2 separate regions of the Homo sapiens genome follow, and region 2 is linked to region 1. A link is an interaction called in ENCODE POLR2A ChIA-PET data of the cell type or tissue named here. Cell type or tissue: PC-9. All regions are shown on one strand. Each heading gives the region's core, and the rest is flanking DNA. Links, peaks and the distances in the headings are about the cores only. Region 1 overlaps SMG6 (SMG6 nonsense mediated mRNA decay factor). Region 2 has its middle 43 kb from the start of BHLHA9.

Region 1 (17,239 bases), core at 8,782-11,281:
CCACAACCTCATGAAGTAGATACTGTCACTGCTTCGATTATAGAGGTGAGGAAATTAAGGCACAGAGAAGTAACTTGCTCAGGAAATGCAGCCAGTAACTGCAGGGGCCGGACTGTTCTAACTGCCACAGCTCTCCATGATCCAGAACATTCACAGGTGTTTCAGAGACCCTCACCATCTCCCCAAGGAGAAAGCTCTTCTCTTGCCTGGAAATTCACAGAAGAAGAGAAAAAGGCAGCCTCTCAGAGCTGATTTCTTGAAGACTGAACTCTTCTGGGCATGGTGCACTCCTCCTGGGTGGGTGACACGCCACAGTCTAGGACAAGCAGGGCCTAGTGGAACGACAGTGTCGTGGCCTCCTAACTTGTGTGCTCTCAGGCAAATTACTGAGCCCTGTCTGCAAGATGCTAATAACTCTGAAGATCTATATTCCTAGTCCTTTACAAAATTTTATTATAAATTGACAATTTATATTTGTGTTTATTTACAAGGGTACAAAGTGATATATTTTATGAATACAATGTATAATAATTAAACCCAGCTAATTAACATACCCATCACCTCAAATACTTATCATTTTATTGTGGTGAGAAAATTTGAAATTTACTCTTAAAGGAATTTTTTTTTCTTTTAGACAGGGTCTTGCTCTGTCACCCAGGCTGGAGTGCAGTGGTGTGATCAAGACTCACTGCAGTCTTCACTTCCCAGGCTCAAGTGATCTTCCCGCCTCAGCCTCCCAAGTAGCTGGGACTACAGGCGTGGACCACCACATCCTGCTAATTTCATTTTTTTTTTTTTTTTTTTTTTTTTTAGAGATGAGGTCTCACTATGTTGCCCAGGCTGGTTTGAGCTCCTGGTGTCAAGTGATCATCCTGCCTCAGCCTCGCAAAATGTTGGGATTACAGTTGTGAGTGACCACGTCTGACCTCTTAAAGCAATTTTAAATGTACAGTGCTGTATTTTTATGCTCACCATGCTGTTCAACAGATCTCAGAAAAACACACACCCATCTTTCTCCCATGGAACTGACGCTTTGAACCCTTTGACCATCATCTCCCCATTTCCCAGCCTCTGTAGCCACCATCCTACTCTCTGCTTTTATGAGCTGGACTCTTTCAGATTCTACATGTAAGTGAGAACATATGGTATGTGTCTTTCCGTGCCTGGCTTATTTCACTCAGCATAATGCTCTTCAATTCCACCCATGTTGCTGAAAACAACAGAATTTCTTTTTAAAGGCCAAATAGTACTCCATTGTGTGTATGTCCCACCTTTTCTTTATCCATTCATCTGTTGATGGACACTCAGACTAATTCCATAACTTGGTTATTGTGACTAATGCTGCAGTGAACCTGGGAGTCCAGACATCTCTTCAACCAACTGATTTCAAATCTTTTGGGTGAATGCCCAGAATTGGGATTACTCTCTTTCCATTCTTACAGGTTTCTGTGATTCTGGGCAGTCATCTTGGAAAGGAGGAAAGGATCGTTCTGCCACTGAGCTTGATGGAGGAGCTCAGCTCTGTCATAGGGGACAGTGCCAAGAGCTGGGCTTGGCCTTTTTGGAAGGGTTAAAGATTCAGAATGCGAACTAACAGTGAGAGGCTAGAGATTACTCTGATGGAAAAGGGTGGTATAGGTTACTCTCATATGATAAGCCACTCAGGAAGACTTGGAGGGTTTTATGGAATCATTAGCACAGAGCTCCCCTCTGGCCACAGAGCAGAGGAAGAAACAGCGGACCAGTTTATAAAGCTACAGAGCGGAAAATTTCTGTTGCTGTCCAAACTAAGTTTTTGGCTTTCTGTGAAGCTTGGAAAGACTTATACTGATGTTTTAATCACCTGTTTAGTGTTCTGAGGACTCTTGTCAGCGGCCTCACTGAGCTTGCTCCAGCAGGCAGTGGGGAACGGCTGGCTCTCGCCCCACGCTCTTCTTGTGAGCTGTTTCTTTCCCATGACCACCTCCAACACCCTGTAGCTCCCATTGGGCCACTTGGAGGGTATAAGCCAAACCTGTGAGCCCTATAGGAGACTGAGCACACTCTTTTGGGCTAACTCATCACCGGATCTAAAGTCAGGAAAGACCCCTTAATAAGAGCCTTGGTGCAAAGAGGTAAGAAGTCGTCTCAAGATTAGTCTGCCAGCAACACCTCTGTGATGGCACAGAGAAAGCAGGCTTGACTTCCAGGAGAATCACCATCAACACATTCTTTTTTTTTTTTTTTCAGTTGGAATCTTGTTCTGTAGCCCAGGCAGGAGTGTAATGGCACGATCTCAGCTCACTGCAACCTCTGCTTCCCAGGTTCAAGTCATTCTCCTGCCTCAGCCTCCCGAGTAGCTGGGACTACAGGCGCCCACCACCTCGCCCGGCTAATTTTTTGTATTTTTAGTAGAGACGGGGTTTCACCATGTTAGCCAGGATGGTCTTGATCTCCTGACCTCGTGATCCGCCCACCTCGGCCTCCCAAAGTGCTGGGATTACAGGCGTGAGCCACCGCGCCCGGCCACACCTGGCTAATTTTTGTATTTTTAGTACAGACAGGGTTTCACCATGTTGGCCAGGCAGGTCACGAATTCCTGATTTCAAGGGTTCCGTCTGCCTCAGCTTCCCAAATTGCTGGGATTACAAGCTTGAGCCACTGTGCCTGGCCACCATCCAGACATTCTAAAGCACTTGGGTATTTATTGTGAAAAGAAGTCCTCACAAGTGACAATGCATACTGAACAAATTCAGGGCAGGGAAAGTTCTAGAAAGAAAAACCCATGAGCATGCCAGAAGCTCTTTAAAGAGGTTAAGGGGGTTGAAAAAAAAAAAGGTTCAGGGTAGTGGCAGGTAGAGCAAGTTAGCATCTTACTTCCTCTGCAATTTTCATTGATCACGCTTTCTTGGTGGCCTAAATATCCCATTTTACTGGGAAAGCTGTGGTGTAGATGAAGTGGTGACAGATGGTTACTAGGAATTATGTTATTTCATTTGATTATCATGGTAATCCTGTGAGACAGGAAGAGGAAACTAAAGCTCAGAAAAAGCAAGTGATGAAGTGATGAAGCTGGGCTTTGAACCCAGATTTGTCTTACTCCAAAGTTTGTGCTCAGTTCATTATATTATAATATGGCCTCTTATGAAGGTAATGGCACTTTCACAAAGAGTATAGGGAAAGGTCTCTACTTCAAGTCATCTTTTTTTTTGGGAGACAAGGTCACACTCTGTTGCCCAGGCTGAGTGCAATGGTGTGATCTTGGCTCACTGCAGCCTCAACCTCCCAGGTTCAAGTGATCCTCCCACTTCAGCCTCCTGAACATCTAGGACTACAGGTATGCACCACCACACCCAGCTAATTTTTTTTTTTTTTTTTTTTTTTTGTAGAGATGGGGTCTCACCATGTTACCCAGGCTGCTCTCAAACTCCTGGACTCAAGCAATCCTCCCGCCTCGACCTCCCAAAGTGCTGGGATTACAGGCGTGAGCCACTGCACTCAGCCTACTTCAAGTCTTTCTCACTTAAAAAATATTACACTCAGCCGGGCGTGGTGGCTCACACCTGTAATCCCAGCACTTTGGGAGGCCAAGGTGGGTGGATCACCTGAGGTCAGGAGTTTGAGACCAGCCTGGCCAACATGGTGAAACCCAATCTCTACTAAAAATACAAAAATTAGCCGGGCGTGGTGGCAGGTGCCTGTAATCCCAGCTACCTGGGAGGCTAAGGCAGAATTGCTTGAACTTGGGAGGCGGAGAGTGCAGTGAGCCAAGACCGCGCCACTGCACTCCAGCCTGAGCAACAAGAGCAAAACTCTGTCTCAAAAATAAATAAATAAATAAATAAATAACACTTGCCCAGACTCAGCAGTAGCCTAAAGGCCCTCAGGACAGAAGAAACAGTTCTGACGAATTTGCCTTTAGAGGAACACAAATTGAATGGGTGCTTGGCTAAGCTACAGGCAAGAAAAGAAATACTGAAATTTAAAATTTCTCAGGATACCTGCCCTAAAAAGAGTTCTATCACTTAGATTCATTTCATTTCACTGGACATAATATGGGCAAAACCTCAGCTGAATACTTGATGAGCTGAATGAATATAGGAAACTAGTAACTGCCAGATGTTAAGTTTTAAGACCTATATGTGGGTAACCTCTGAAAGTTGTCTGCACCACAGCCTTGAACTTTTCTACTGAATGTAAAGAGTAAAGTCCATCATGAAGACAGGAAAATGGAAATCAAAGCTCCCTCCTGATACTTGGCACCCAAAGGCTCCACAAATCTGTCAATCCAAGTAACTTTTACTTTGCAAGCAACAGGGTGTGTTACTTATCTGGCAACGCTTGATCTTGGAGAAGGTATGAAGGAGGAGAAGAGAGAATAATAGTTTACTTCTCAGTGGAAAAACCAGGCTTAAGGAGGAGATACTGATTTCTGATTGAGTTCTCAGGGAGACCTTCTCTGCCATAGAATTTTCCCTTTCCACCCCATCACTTTTCTTCTTGTCTCTTTTCTTACTAAGGGAAGTTTCTTCAAACTGCTGTCTCTGGCTCAAAGTTAATTTCCCTTTGGCCAAAGCACTCTGCACATGCCATTGTTCCATGCCCTGTTATGCCAGAGTTCAAGCAGATAAGCCACCAACGTGCCTTTTAATAAAGGAAGGGAGGGGGGTCTCTCAAGGGAACTCTGCTTACTGGGGGAAAAGAGAGTCCTATAGCAGCAAAGGCACATACTACCATTCCTCGGTGACCTCAGAGGAGTCTATTTACAAAGGCTATAGTTAGAGAGGAAAGGGCAAGAAGGAAGGGAAAGAGAGGGAGACCATGACCAGAGAGGTCTTATGTCCCACAGGAATAACTCCGAGGACAAGGGAAAGGCTGTCCTGTCACAAGGGCAAAATTAACCAGACCCAGCCGATTATGAGAGAGGGAAGGAGGATGCTGGGAACATGAAGGGGGCAAAGCTTACAGGCCACTACATATATGGGGGAATGCAGGAGGAAAATGTTTCAAAGCTGATGACAAGGCAGACAGGAAACCTCCGTGTCCCTGCTGACAGGAAAGAAAGAGTGAAAGAAATTCTGGGATCTTCTCTCTAGGCAGGAATTTTTTTTTTTTTTTTGAGACAGAGTCTCGGTTTGTCGCCCAGGCTGGAATGCAATTGTGCGATCTCGGCTCACTGCAACCTCCGCCTCCCGGGTTCTAGCAATTCTCCTGCCTCAGTCTCCCAAGTAGCTGGGATTACAGGCATGTGCCACCACGCCTGGCTGAGTTTTGTATTTTTAGTAGAGACGTTTAGTATTTCAGTACTTAGTAGTTTAGTATTTTAGCCTGACATGTTGGTCATGCTAGTCTTGAACTCCTGACCTCAGGTGATCTGCCCACCTTGGCCTCCCAAAGTGCTGGGATTATAGGTGTGAGCCACTGTGCCCAGACTCTATGCAGGATTCCTAATAGGCATGTGAAGTTCCCTGTCTTCCCATGGGTGTGCTGACAGCTGGAAATCCTGCCCTTTGGGTCAGGCAGGGCAGGGATCTAGACCTCTCGGGAGTTCATGAAGAGGTTCACTAAGGACTGAAACCATGATCCCAAACACAAATGGGGACTGTCATTTCCTGTTGGGTTTCCATGCTGTAAAAAAGTGGGGGAGAAATGCCAGCTACGAAGTACTATGTCTTCTATGGAAAATGGAGTATGCAGTGTATCTGGCTCCTGGTTCTGACTTGTAAATCTAAGTGAGAACTAGTTGTTAGCTGCTAGAGGATTATAGTGTTAAACAGACATTCTACCACCCAACCTGCCAGCCTTTCTGCTCACTGTCTCTGGGCCTCTAGGTAGCTGATGACACAGTTGTCTTGAGCCTCCATAGGAAGGGCAGTCTTGGGCTGGGGCAGCTCCTCTGGGCACTAGTTCACTGCTCTGTGTTCTTAAACAGCTCTGATGGAACAAGCCATCTGTGAGGGTTATTTAACTTGGAGCTGGAAGAGGGTGAGGATGTGGAAAAAATAAACTGAACAGCCAATGGATGGGGCCAGAGAGAGAGAGAAGGCAGGTGGCATGTTCATGGGACTGCGTGCCAGGGCCAAGCGGGGTGGGACTGCAGAAAGGAATGGTGCCGAAAGGAGGCCAGCATGGGAGGGGCTGGAACACCCAGGACAGCAGAATTTTATTTCCAAAATGGTATTTTGTTGTTCTCCTTCAAGGGCACCCAAGTCCTCACTTTAGAGTTCTATTTCTGGGAGAATCTTGGAATAGTGTAACTAAGCACACCTGCCTCGCCTTCTGAAAAGCTACCTGAACCTTGCCCAATTTCTGAGCCTTAGCCTACAAGATAAATCTAACAGGTTTTTTTTTGTTTTGTTTTGTTTTTTACATCCAATGCCTCAAAATAATGGCAACAGCTAAGTGGGTAGAAAACGGAAATGAAGGATTACAGAGAATTTGCATGAATTACAGAAAACAGCTATAGAAACTACAGGATGATCCAGAAGGAGACATGGGAATCTGATGTGTGACTGAGTTGTAACTGGACCTCTTTGGAGTCTTCTTAGCCACTCTCCAATCCCCAGCGTCCACTATGAAAACACATATTGAAACTTTCATTTTTAAAAATCTTGCCAGGCGCAGTGACTCACGCCTGTAATCCCAGGCCTTTGAAAGGCCGAGGCGGGCGGGTAACTTGAGGTCAGGTGTTCGAGACCAGCCTGGCCAACATAGTGAAACCCTGTCTCTACTAAAAATACAAAAATTAACCAGGCCCACGCCTGCAAACCTGCAGGTGCACACCTGCAGTCCCAGCTACCCAGGAGGCTGAGGCAGAAGAATTGCTTGAATCTGGGAGGCAGAGGTTGTAGTGAGCCGAGATTGTGTCACTGCACTCCAGCCTGGGCCACAAAGCGAGACTCTGTCTCAGATAATAATAATAATAAAAAAATTCTGAGCCAGGTGTGGTGGCTCATCCCTTTAATTCCAGAACTTTGGGAGGCCAAGGTGGGTGGATCACCTGAGGGTTAGGAGTTTGAGAACAGCCTGGCCAATACAGCGAAGACCCGTCTCTGCTAAAAATATAAAAAAATTAGTCGCGCATGGTGGCGGGCGCCTGTAATCGCAGCTACTCGGGAGGCTGAGGTGGTAGAATCACTTGAATCCAGGAGTTGGAGGTTGCAGTGAGTTGAGGATTACACCACTGCACTCCAGCCTGGGCGACAGAGCAAAAAAACCTAGGCATTTTCACTTATTTTATCTCATTTAATCCTTACTAAAATCTTATGAAATAACTAATGTCATCCCCATTTTTCAGAGAGTAAACTCAACCCCAGAGACAATACATTAATTATCTGGCGTTTTCTCATGACTAGCACAGAGCATAATAAAGGCTATGACATCTATCTAGAACAGGAAGATGTATTTTTCTGCAGGTTGTCCTGGCAAAATAGCATTAGAGTTGACAGTATCTCATCTGATCCATTCCTGATTACCAAGTCTATGTAGTATATTCTCACAGGATTTGAAAAAGAGACCAAAAAGCTGCTGTTAGAATATATGTCTCTCTTTTTTTTTTTGAGATGGAGACTTGCTTTGTCACCCAGGCTGGAGTGCGGTGGCACAATCTTGGCTCACTCCAACCTCCACCTCCTGGGTTCAAGTGATTCTCGTGCCTCAGCCTCGTAAGTAGCTGTGATTATAGGCGCGTGCCACCACGCCTGGTTAATTTTTGTATTTTTAGTAGAGACAGGGTTTCGCCATGTTGGCCAGCCTGGTCTTGAATTGCTGGCCTCAAGTGATCCGCCTGCCTCAGCCTCTCAAAGTGCTGGGATTACAGGTGTGAGCCACCGTGCATGGCCTTTCTCATTCTTTATTAAATATTTTCAAGGCAGTAGATTAAGAATAGGATTAGAGACAGGAATCCAATAACTACGTGCTGCTTACTCTACTTTTGAAGAACACATATAGACACGCAAACCATTATAAACTACTTTGAAGTATAGTTTCAGTGCTTTATACTGACAAAACAGAGACAAAATTTCTGGACCAGCCTATACTAGAGAAACCTATATACACCCTAAACTTTAAAAAAATTGACAACACAAGGGCAGACGCAGTGGCTCACACCTGTAGTCGCAGCACTTTGGGAGGCCAAGGTGGGTGGATCACCTGAGCTCAGGAGTTCAAGACCAACATGGCAAAACTCTGTTTCTACTAAAAATACAAAAATTAGCCAGGCGTGGTGGTGCACGTCTGCAGTCCCAACTACTTGGGAGGCTGAGGCATGAGAATTGCTTGAACCCGGAGGCAGAGGTTGCAGTGAGCAGAGATTGCACTACTGCATTCCAGTATGGGCGACAGAGTGAGATTCCATCTCAAAAAAAAAAAAAAAAAAAAAAAAGACAACACAGAACTAAAAGCTGTCACTTAATTCTGTTACTTAAGCTAAAGTCACTCTTGCTGCTGACAAAGTACCAAAGGAGTTCAATGAGATATGGTGGCATCTCAGAATCAAGTACCAGGCCAAACTGAAGCCAAAGCTGCTTAGTAACGTGGAGTTCAGAAACATGGCACATGGTGAAAAAAAGCAATACAAAGGCCGAATTTTAAAAACAAAACCTTCCCACCTTTGATTTTTAGGCCCTGTTGCGAGTTTCTGGTATGTTCTTCAGAGATAGTTCTGCATTTACTGACATATGTGATTAACTACGAGCTCTCTCTATGCCTTTTATAGATACATTTATGTAAGTGGTGATATACTATGACACACGCACACGCACACACACGGTATTTTAAAGATAATCAACATCATTTGTGAAGCACATTTCATGCCAAATACTAAGGATCATCAACAATAAAGCACTCTGTGTTGGGGGGACTGATGGAAAGATCTGGCGGAAGCAGCAAAGGAAAGCAGACGGAAGAAAGACCCTGATGAGGTGCTCAAGTCCATCAGTCATCATCAAGTCCAACAGGCCTGGGAGAGGTCAGCAACAACAGTCTCCCCAGCCAAGCAGGGTCTCAAATGACAAAAAGTTGGGCAAAATAATGTGCAAAGTATATACATGTGCTCCAGTCTGCACGCTGCCCAGAAAGAGCTCCCACCCCAGAGGAATCAATATCAGGAGGGTCATCAACAAATTTGAAGGCCAGAAACAAAGAGTGCTATATATGTATTTACTGTGAAAATTAAGCGGCTCCAATTCCATTTCGATGTGTAGGCTATAGGTGTTACGGCAAGAGCTGCCTGGTACATCTGAAGGCCGCTACGCCCACCTTCAGTGCCAGTTTCCTTATCAGAGGAGCTCGTAGAGCCTCACAGAACACAAAGTAAGATATCTGAGGTGTTTCAGGCTGATCTCACAGTCTGAGTTCTAAATGTATTCTACTGAAATTCAATAAATATTTATTAAGCACATGCTATGGTGTGGCAGGCCCTATTCAAACCACCAGGAATACAGCAGTGAATAAAACAATGCTCCTGTTCCCATGGAACTTAAAACATTTTTCTGAGACTGAGAATCAAATAAGCAGACAGTAGTGGGAAGTACTGTGAAAAAAAGTTGGGTAAGGGAGACAGAGAGCGGCAGGGTGGGGAAGAGTATTGCTATTTTATATAAGATGGTGAATAGAAGACCCTAAGAAAGGTAATATTTGATCAGACTTGAAGGTGCAAGCCACAAAAAAGAGAGGTCCTTTCTTATCTCGCTCAAAGAGGTCCTCTGAGATCACAGGATCTCGCTGTTGCCCAGGCTGCAGTACAGTGGTGTGATCATAGCTCACTGCAGCCTCGACCTCCTGGGCTCAAGCGATCCTTCTACCTCAGCCTCCCAAGTAGCTGGGACCACAGGCGCCTGCCACCACGCCTGGCTAATTTTTTATAGAAACGGGGTCTCCCTATATTGCCCAGACTGGCCTTGAACTCCTAGGTTCAAGGGATCCTCCGGCCTTGGCCTCTTAAAGTGCTGGGATTACAGGCATGAGCTACTGTGCCTGGCCCGAAAGGTCCTTAGAGCGGGTTTCTTGGGTGGTGGCTGGAGCATCAAGGAGTTCCTTCTCTGATCGAAGGGCTTGTTAGCTACACAGTTTGAAGGAAGGAGAACAGGCTTTTCCAGCTCAGCCTGGTGAGAGGAGAGGCCTTTGAGAGTTTATGCAGCTTGCACACCCGCTCCATGCAGTTTCTGGAAAGTTTCCATCACAGATGAGAGTTTTACGTTGAATTTTAAGTTTGACCACAAATATTTAAACTTCCCTGGACCACAAATACAGTATCTTCCCTGTGGTTTATCTGGCAGCAAGTACATATTTACAAATCTCTATATGTCTGCCTGTTATTTAAATTTCTTACAGAAGTGCCAAGGTCTTTAGTTGTGATTTATCCCCTCCCCCTCCGTACTGGTAGGTATAGTCTTCATTAGGCCTAACTCTTGGGAAAAGGAGGTATCTTTACAATTGAAGCTTAGAAATCTTCCTGATTAAATTTCCTATTACCGCTTCCCTCTTAAAAAAAAAAAAGTCGGCCGGGCGCGGTGGCTCACGCCTGTAATCCCAGCACTTTGGGAGGCTGAGGCGGGTGGATCACGAGGTCAGGAGATCGAGACCATCATGGCTAACATGGTGAAACCCCGTCTCTACTAAAAATACAAAAAAAAAATTAGCCAGGCGTCGTGGCGGGCGTCTGGAGTCCCAGCTACTCGGGAGGCTGAGGCAGGAGAATGGCATGAACCCGGGAGGCGGAGGTTGCAGTGAGCCGAGATCGTGCCACTGCACTCCAGCCTGGGTGACTGAGCAAGACTCTGTCTCAAAAAAAATAAAATAAAAAATAAATAAATAAATAAATAAATAAATAAATAAATAAATAAATAAAAGGCAATGGTCTGTTCCAAGTTCTTGCATTTGAATTGAAATGTAAAAATTGAATTTTTTTGGTGCTTTTTTTTTTCCACTAGGGAATTGAGAACAAAACTTAAAGCTAAATAAATCTGCATACTTTAGCTATATTAAAAAGCAAAACAGCAAACAATAAAAGCCAGGTGTAATGAGCTCCAAACTTTTTTTTTTTTTTTTTTTTGAGACAGACTCTCACTCCGCCACCCAGGCTAGAGTGCAGTGGCGCAATCACAGCTCACTGCAACCTCTGCCTCCCAGGCTCAAGCAATCCCCCTGCCTCAGCCTCCTGAGTAGCTGGGACCACAGACATGCGTCACCATGCCTGACTAATTTTTGTATTTTTGGTAGAGATGGGGTTTCACCATGTTAACCAGGCTGGTCTTGACCTCCTGAGCTCAAGTGATCTACTGGCCTCAGCTTCCCAAAGTGCTGGGATTACAGGTGTGAGCCACTGTTCCCAGCCTTTTATTTTCTTTTTTAAGAGACAGAGTCTTGCTCTGTCACCCAGGCTGGAGTGCAGTGGCATGATCAAGGCTTACTGCAGCCTCCATCTCCCAGCCTCCCAGGCTCCAGTGATCCTCCCCGCGACTTCAGCCTCCTGATTAGTGAACAGCTAGCATTGCAGGCGTGTGCCACCATGCCTGGCCAATTTTTTTTTTTATTTTTTGTAGAGATAGGGCCTATTTGCCCAGATTGGACTCGAACTCCTGGGCTCAAGTGATCCACCCGCCTCGGCCTCACAGCGTGCTTGGGTAACAGGCATGAGCCACTATGCTGGGCCTAAGGCCCAATTTCTAAATGAATACTCATTTGCTTACCAATTCCTGAACATTATAACATGCACTAGGGTTACAAAGAATACAGCACACATCCCTGCTCTCCAGCTGGGTCTTGAACAAAGCCGGCTTGGGAAAGGGTGCTGGCTCCACGAGAGCACACAATTCTTAAATGGGTCTCTGGGTTATCAGGACTGCTTTCTCTTACACAGCTGCCAAGTGAGCTATATGGCATTCTTATCAAATGAAAGCAAACAGCTAGATCATCTAAAACCCATGGCCTCAAAACCATCACTCCTACTCCATTCTGGAGATCTTATTATTTTCACCTTTCCTTTCCTGGACCTTTGGGGTATGGTCCCTATTAATATCCAGCCTACAGGGTTGAGACCCAACACAGAAAGACTTAAGGAGCATCTTCATGAAATCACTAAATTATCTCCTCCTGAGTGTCACACGAGAGTGGTGGAACTAGTTATGAAGTAACAAACCCATGCATATAAACCCATGAAAGCACAATCTAAGTCCAATGCCTACCTTTATCAAATGAACAATGACCTTCCAAGTATTTCAATCTGGAAGGCTAGAAACTCATTTCTTAAAAACTAGCATTGAGGCCAGGCACGGTGGCTCACGCCTGTAATCTCAGCAGTTTGGGAGGCCGAGGCAGGCGGATCACCTGAGGTCAGGAGTTCAAGACCAGCCTGGCCAACATGGCGAAACCCCGTCTCTACTAAAAAAATACAAAAATTAGCTGGGCACGGTGGCGCATGCCTGTAATCCCAGCTACTTGGGAGGCTGAGGCAGGAGGATAGCTTGAACCCAGGAGGCAGAGGTTGCAGTGAGCCTAGATTGCGCCATTGCACTCCAGCCTGGGTGACAGAGTGGGACTCCATCCCAAAACAAAACAAAAAATACTCCCCAAAATGAAAACAAAACTAACATTGATTTGTTTAATCAGAATGACATTAAGCATATGCTTCTCTTCTATCCTTCCAGTTTCCCATTGAAATGACTAAAAATAAATAAATAAATAAAAATGAAGAAAGCATCCATCAGTACTAGGCAACCCCATACCAGAAACTTTGGGAAACTGTCTGCAAGTCTAACAGTGGGTGGAACTGGAGTGAGAAAAAGGACAACTGATGTTCAACCCTTTTCAGGCTGAGTAAGAATACAGATGAGACCTTAGCGGCAGTACCACATTAATACCCTTATCTTGGGGCAACTAAGACAAGAACCAAGGTGGGTTGTGATGCAGTTGGAAGGGCACAGGGGCCAGGCGCGGTGGCTCACACCTGTAATCCCAGCACTTTGGGGGGCCAAGGCGGGTGGATCACCTGAGCTCAGGAGTTTGAGACCATCCTGGCCAACATGGTGAAACCCCATCTCTACTAAAAATACAAAAATCAGTTGGGCGTGGTGGCAGGCGCCTGTAATCCCAGCTACTCAGGAGGCTGAGGCACAAGAATCTCTTCAATCCAGGAGGCGGAGGTTGTGGAGTCGAAATCGTGCCACTGCACTCCAGCCTGGGCAAAAATAAAATAAAATAAAATAAAATAAAATAAAATAAAATAAAATAAAAAAATGAAATGAAATGAAATAAAATAAAATAAAATAAAATAAAATAAAATAATTAAAAAAAAAGAAGGGCACAACTGGATCCTACCAGGGTTGATGGGAAACACAGCAGGTATTTGTGGCTGCTAACTGATAGCTGGTGTGGGTGGCCAGATGAGGCAGAAGGAAGACACAGCTGAGGAGGATGGGTTCTAATAAAGGCAAAAAACCCAGAATAACATTAGGTTGAGAAACCTAGTCTACTCTAGCAAACAGAGTGTTTAACACTGGCAGTATAAATCAAATGTTCCTCTTTTCCCTTTGTCTGCACCTGAAAATCTTAAGAGGCCCATCTAAACTCTCAATATGAACAAGTATAGACTGGCCCTAGTAAGGATGAAAAAAAAATCACCTAACATATAAAAAAGTATTGCAGTTCAACAGGATACCAATCTAAGGAATTGGTAAACCTCTTTCTAGAAGAGTCAATGTGAAAACAGGCACAAACTTCGGAAACTTTCAAACTAATATTTAAAAATTTAATAGTAATGGCACAAGCAGAGATAAATAGACCTTTGGGGAAGAAGATACAGTATAGAAATAGACCCAAACATATATAATCATCTGACTTATGACATGGCATCATTGCAGTTCAGTGGGGAAAACTGATCTTTCAATAAAATGAACCACAGACCCAAGTGTGAATGGTAAAATAATATAGTTTCAAGATCAAAATACAGAAGAATATCTTCCTTCCAATATGTTGCACTTGGAATAGGCAAACATTTCTCTTTTTTGCGGGGGAGGTGGGAAGTCAGGTTTTTGCTCTGTCCCCTAGGCTGGAGTACAGTGGCATGATCATAGTTTACTGTAGCCTCGAACTCCCGGGTCCAAGCAATCCTCCTGCTTCAGTAGCTAAGCGTGTACCACCATGCCAGGGTAATTATTTATTTAATTTTAGAGACAGGGTCTTGCTATATTGGCCAGGTTGGTCTTGAACTCATGGATGGAAGCAGTCCTCCCACCCTGGCCCCCCAAAGTGCAAGAATTACAGGTGTGAGTCACTGTGCCTGGCCACATTTCTTAAATAAGACACAAAAAGCACTCACTAACTTTTAATAAAAATATATCTATTTATTATTTCATTTATTTATTTTTGAGACAGGATCTCGCTGTGTTGCCCAGGCTAGAGTGCAGTGGCATGATCTTGGCTCACTGCACCCTCAACTGCCTCGGCCCAAGCAGTCTTCCCACTTCAGCCTCTTGAGTAGTTGGTACATATGGGTATGAGCCACCCTGCCCAGCTATTTTTTATTTTTTATTTTTTTTGTACAGGCAGGGTCTTGCTATGTTGCCCAGGCTGGTACTGAACTCCTGGCCTCAAGGGATCCTCCCGCCTCGGCCTTCCAAAGTGTTGAGATTACAGGCATGAGCCACTGTACCTGACCAAGAAAAAATTATTTTAACTAAGATTTGTGTTCATAAAAAGATACCATTAATACTGAAAAGATGGCTGGGCATGGTGGCTCACGCCTGTAATCCCAGCACTTTGGGAGGCTGAGGTGGGTGGGGTCAGGAGTTTGAGGTCAGGAGTTCCTTGAGGTCAGGAGTTTGAGACCAGCCTGGCCAACATGGTGAAACCCCGTCTCTACTAAAAATACAAAAATTAGCTGGGTGTGGTGGCGGGTACATGTGTAATCCCAGTTACTCAGGAGGCTGAGGCAGGAGAATCACTTGAACCCAGGAGGTAGAGGTTGCAGTGAGCTGAGATTGCGCCACTGCACTCCAGCCTGGGCGGCAGAGCGAGACTCTGCCTCAAAAAAATAAAAACCCTGAAAAGATGAACCACAGACTGCGAGAAGATATTTTCAATACTTCTATCCAACATAGGACTTATATTCAGAATACTGGAAAAAAAAAACACCCTATAAATCAGTAAGAAAAAAGACAAAGAATCCAAGAAAAACATGGGTAAAAATCAGGAACAGGCACTCCCCAGAAGAGGGTATTCAAATGGCCAATAGCAGAAGAAAAGGCACTCAATATCATTACTCATCAGGGAAATGCAAATTAAAATCACAATGAGAACAACAACAAAAAAAGAAAGCAAAACAAAACAAAAATCACAATGAAATACTTCTAGACAGTCACCAGTATGGCTTTTAAATTTTTTTTTTTTTTTGAGACAGGGTCTCTCTCTGTCGCCCAGTGTGTAGTGCAGTAGCGTGAACATGGCTCACTGCAGCCTTGACCTCCTGGGCTCAAGTGATCCTTTCACCTCAGCCTCCCAAGTAGCTGGGACCACAGATATACGTGGTCCTAGCAAGGATGCCTGCTCTCACCATTTCCTTTCAACTCACTAGTGGAGATCTCAGACACTGTATTAAGGCAAGAAAAAAAACGCTGAAAGCATAAAAATGGAAAAGAACTGCCTCTGTTTGCAGATGACATGATTGTTTAACACAAAAAATCCCAAATAATGCGCAAATAACTACTAGATTAAATTCTAATAAAAATGTCTTTAGGATTGAAGGATACATCAATATACAAAAGTCAATTGTATTTTCATATTCTAGCAGCAAAAGACTGGTAAATACAATTTAGAAACAATTCCATTTATAATGGCATAAAAAATAAAATGTATTTAGGAATAAACTTAACAGACAATGTATAAGACCTGTACAGTGAAAAGTATAAAAGACCTAGGTAAAAGGCTAGCTATACTATGTTCATAAACTAGAAAAATGTTGTTAAGATGTCAATTTTCTCAAAACTGATACGTAAATTAAACTTACTCCCATAAGGATTCTAGCGTTTGTCGTAAGAATTTTTAAATAAAACGAACAAAAAGAACAGAAAGCATGACACCCCTGCTTATATGCTCATCTGATATTTGAAAAAAAGTACCAAAGCAATCCAGCAGAGGCAAGAAATGCCTTTTCAATAAATAGTGCTGATATAACTTGATATCCATATGGGGGGAAAAAAGTTTTAGTTCTTATATTACACCATATACAAAATTAATTTGAAGACCAGGCACACTGGCTCATGTCTGTAATTCCAGCACTTTGGGAGGCCAAGGCAGGGGGATCACTTGAGTTCAGGAGTTCAAGAGCAGCCTGGGAAACATAGTGAGACCCCATTTCTATAAAAAATTAAAAAATTAGCCAGGTGTGGTGGTGCTTGCTTATAGTTCCAGCTTCTTGGGAGGTTGAGGTGGGAGGATCACTTGAGCCTGGGAGGTTGAGGCTGCAGTGAGTCATCCCTGCCACTGCATTCTAGCCTAGGTGACAGAGCAAGACCGTCTCAAAAAACAAAACAACAGGAATGGGCGCAGTGGCTCATGCCTGTAATCCCAGCACTTTGGGAGGCTGAGGCAGGCAGATCACTTGAGGTCAGGAGTTAAGAGACCAGCCTGGCCAACATGATGAAACCCCGTCTCTACTAAAAATACAAAAATTAGCCAAGCATAGTGGTGTGCACCTGTAGTCCCAGTTACTCAGGAGGCTGAGGCACGAGAATCACTTGAACCTGGGGAGTAGAGGTAGCAGTGAGCCAAGATCGTGCCACTGCACTCCAGCCTGGGTGTAAGAGTGAGACTCTGTCTCAAAAAAAAATTTATTTCCAATGTCTCATAGACCTAAATATAAAAGCTAAATCTAGATAGCTTTTTTTTTTTTTTTTGTCTTTTTAAATTTTGAGCAACGGTCTTGCTCTGTTGCCCAGGCTGAAGTGCAGTGGTGCAAACATGGCACACTGCAGCCTTGCCGTGCACGGCTGCAAGTAGCTGGGACCACAGGTGTAGGCCACCATGTCTGGCTGATTTTTTAATTTTTTTGTAGTCATGGGGGTCTCACTATGTTGTCCAAGCTGGTCTCGAATTCCTGGACTGAAGGGATTCTCCTGCCTTAGACTGATAAAGTGTTGAGATTATAGGCATGGGCCACTGTGCCTGGCTCAATGTAGCTTTTTTTTTTTTTTTTTGACATAGAATCTCGTTCTGTTGCCCAGGCTGGATGGAGTGCAGAGGTGTGACCTCGACTCACTGCAAC
Region 2 (2,500 bases), core at 1-2,500, 880 kb before region 1:
CTTATGGGTGCTTCCTACGTGCCAGGACCCGTCCAAAACGCTTTAGAAATATGACCCATTTATTTCTCATATCAACAGCAGGAGAGAAGAGGTGCTTATTAGCCTCAGTTTACAGATGAGGGGACTCAGGCTCAGAAAAGTCAAATAACTTCTCCCAATGTCACACAGGCAGTCTAGCTTCAGAAACATGGTTTAATTCCGTGTTTTCAAACCTTTTTGTTCATCTCACAGCAAGAAATACATTCTACATCAGCTCCCAGTGTACACATACGCGTCCGCATAGAACCGAAACGGAGTCCAAAAACAGAATAATACTCGCCGTGTCCAATGCACTCATCTTGAGAGAGAAAAACCCCTGCCTGCCTGGAGCTTGCGTTTGACTGGAGGGAGACAGTGAATAAGACCCACATGCAAAATTGCAGCATCCACGGTGGTAATTTGGGGAATGCTGTAGAGAAAAATGAAGCAACAAAGGACAAGGGTGGCCAAGGAAGACCGCCCGGGTGCTTCTGTTGCCAACTGCACTAATTTCAATGAGCTGTTTCCCACAGTGCGAAAACGCCTTCCCTTAATCGCTCCACTCTAATGCCTCCCTGTATGCTTGAGGGCTCTTTCTCCTAGATTGTGTGTGCACACATGTATGTGGCAGTGTGCACATGTATGTACATGTGCAGGTGTCTGTGTATGCATGTATGTGGCAGTGTGCCATGTATATACGTGTGCAGGTGTGTATGTGTGTGCATGCATGTATGTGGCACTGTGCCATGTGTATACGTGTAGGTGTGCATGTGTGTGCATGCATGTATGTGACAGTGTGCCATGTACATACGTGTGCAGGTGTGCAGGTATGTGTGTGCATGCATTTATGTGGCACTGTGCACATGTACATATGCAGGTGTGTGTGCATGTATGTACATGTGAAGGTGTGAATGTGTGCATGTATGTATGTGACAGTATGCCATGTGTTTACATGTGCAGGTGTGTGTGTGTGCATGCATGTATGTGGCAGTGTGTCACGTATATACATGTGCTGCTGTGCGTGTGTGTGCATGCATGTGACAGTGTACCATGTGTATACGTGTGCAGGTGTGTGTGTATATGTGTGCATGCATGTATGTGGCAGTGTACCATGTATATACATGTGCTGCTATGCATTTATGTGTGCATGCATGTAACCAAGTGCAAGTCCACCCCCCACTCACTTCCTCACGAGGAGGCTTTGGAGACAGAGGCAGAACCCGAACATGTAGCTGTGCAGTGTGCCACAGGAGCTTGCCCTGCAGAGGGGGCTGGAATGGCACCTGAAATCTAGCCCAGGCATCACTAGCCAAAGCCGTGAGTGCCAGACACGTGCCCCAGCTCACGTCTGTAGTCCTGAGGAAGGTGACTCTTGTTATCATTGGTCCACCCAGAGGGGAGCATCTTTTGCAATTCCCAGGGGCAGCGCCGATTTCTAACGTGCATCAAGGTGCCCTATGTGCTAGAGTGTCCTAAGGGAGACAGGCGACGACTCACAGAAATAAAAATCACTCCCTGGGAAAAGCCTAGTGTACTGGGCACCCCGGGGAGGGTGACAGATGTGGGTCTGGGGGGAGACAGGATTGCAGCCAGCTCTGAAGCAGCTGGGGCCAGTTGGGTAGCCTCCACCAAGGGCATTTGGAACTTGGCACTAGGGTGAAATCTTCAGGCTCTTCCCTTAAGTTAAAGAGACATATAAAAATGTTACCAGCATGGGCGGCAAGAGCATTGCCTGTGGGAAACACAGCCAATCTTTGCTAAGGAATAAGTGTAATTGATCAAAACAGATGACTTGATGGACCTTCCAACTGTGCTTTTAGCAAAGTGGACAGTTTTTCATTCAAATGCAAACTCATCCAGATAAAATCTAATAATGGAGATTTTGGAACAATCCCAGCATCAATGATTTTTTTTCCTCCTTCACTGAGCAGGAAGGCATCTTAAATTCCTGGTTGCAGCTTGACCCAACCGGACACCACCAGTGTGCTGCTTTCCGCGTGGCTGAGGAGACCGTGACAGTTCACAGACACAGCAAAGGGCTCCCACGCCACCCCCATCCCCACCTGACCTCTCCTCCTTAGCCCCATTCCCACTCCCTGACCTAGAAAGAGCTCGGTGGACGCTCAATTCCAGGCAATCATTTATTCAGCCATTATGCGTTGAGCTTTGACTGCTGCAAAGCACCGTGCATACTACCAGAAGGGGGTTCAAAGATGACTAAGATCAGGCCCTGTCCTCAGAAAAGAGAGCAGATGCGAGGGGAGAGAGATGACAGGAGACCCGGTGAAGGTCTCAGCTCACCCCAACGAGCACTTAATCTTTCTGAGCTTCGGTTTCCTCTTTTATCCAGTGAAGACGCTGGACTAGACATGGTCTCTGGGCACCAGGCCAGCCGGAAAACGAGATGGGCCTAAGCCTCCCCTTGCCCTCTTGCTCCCAGACTCCTAGAAAGCCAAGAGGCCGGGCGCCGCCTTCTAAGAAG

Evidence for each region. ChIA-PET counts read pairs that join two places held together with the same protein. Peaks named below come from ENCODE experiments on the same cell type or tissue, not always from the same donor. Only the 100,000 strongest peaks of a DNase experiment are listed, where the experiment ranks them.
Region 2: POLR2A ChIA-PET joins it to region 1 with 24 read pairs; 2 of 35 experiments call an interaction of 5 or more read pairs at or near these places.

The regions. Positions count from the first base shown.
Region 1 is chr17:2,101,744-2,118,982 of GRCh38, forward strand. The region is part of intron 13 of SMG6 (SMG6 nonsense mediated mRNA decay factor); the gene reads right to left. It overlaps SMG6-AS1 (SMG6 antisense RNA 1), which reads left to right. Exons shown (of 2, transcript NR_199038.1): 2 at 1-560. Among named protein-coding and RNA genes, the nearest start is that of SMG6-AS1, 21 kb to the left of the region's middle. In PC-9, for the core only: no CTCF peak of the experiment used is centred there; a DNase peak (open chromatin) is centred at 10,108; H3K27ac peaks cover 994 bases.
Region 2 is chr17:1,225,719-1,228,218 of GRCh38, forward strand. It overlaps a transcript of ABR not described here. Among named protein-coding and RNA genes, the nearest start is that of BHLHA9, 43 kb to the right of the region's middle. In PC-9, for the core only: no CTCF peak of the experiment used is centred there; no DNase peak of the experiment used is centred there; H3K27me3 peaks cover 391 bases.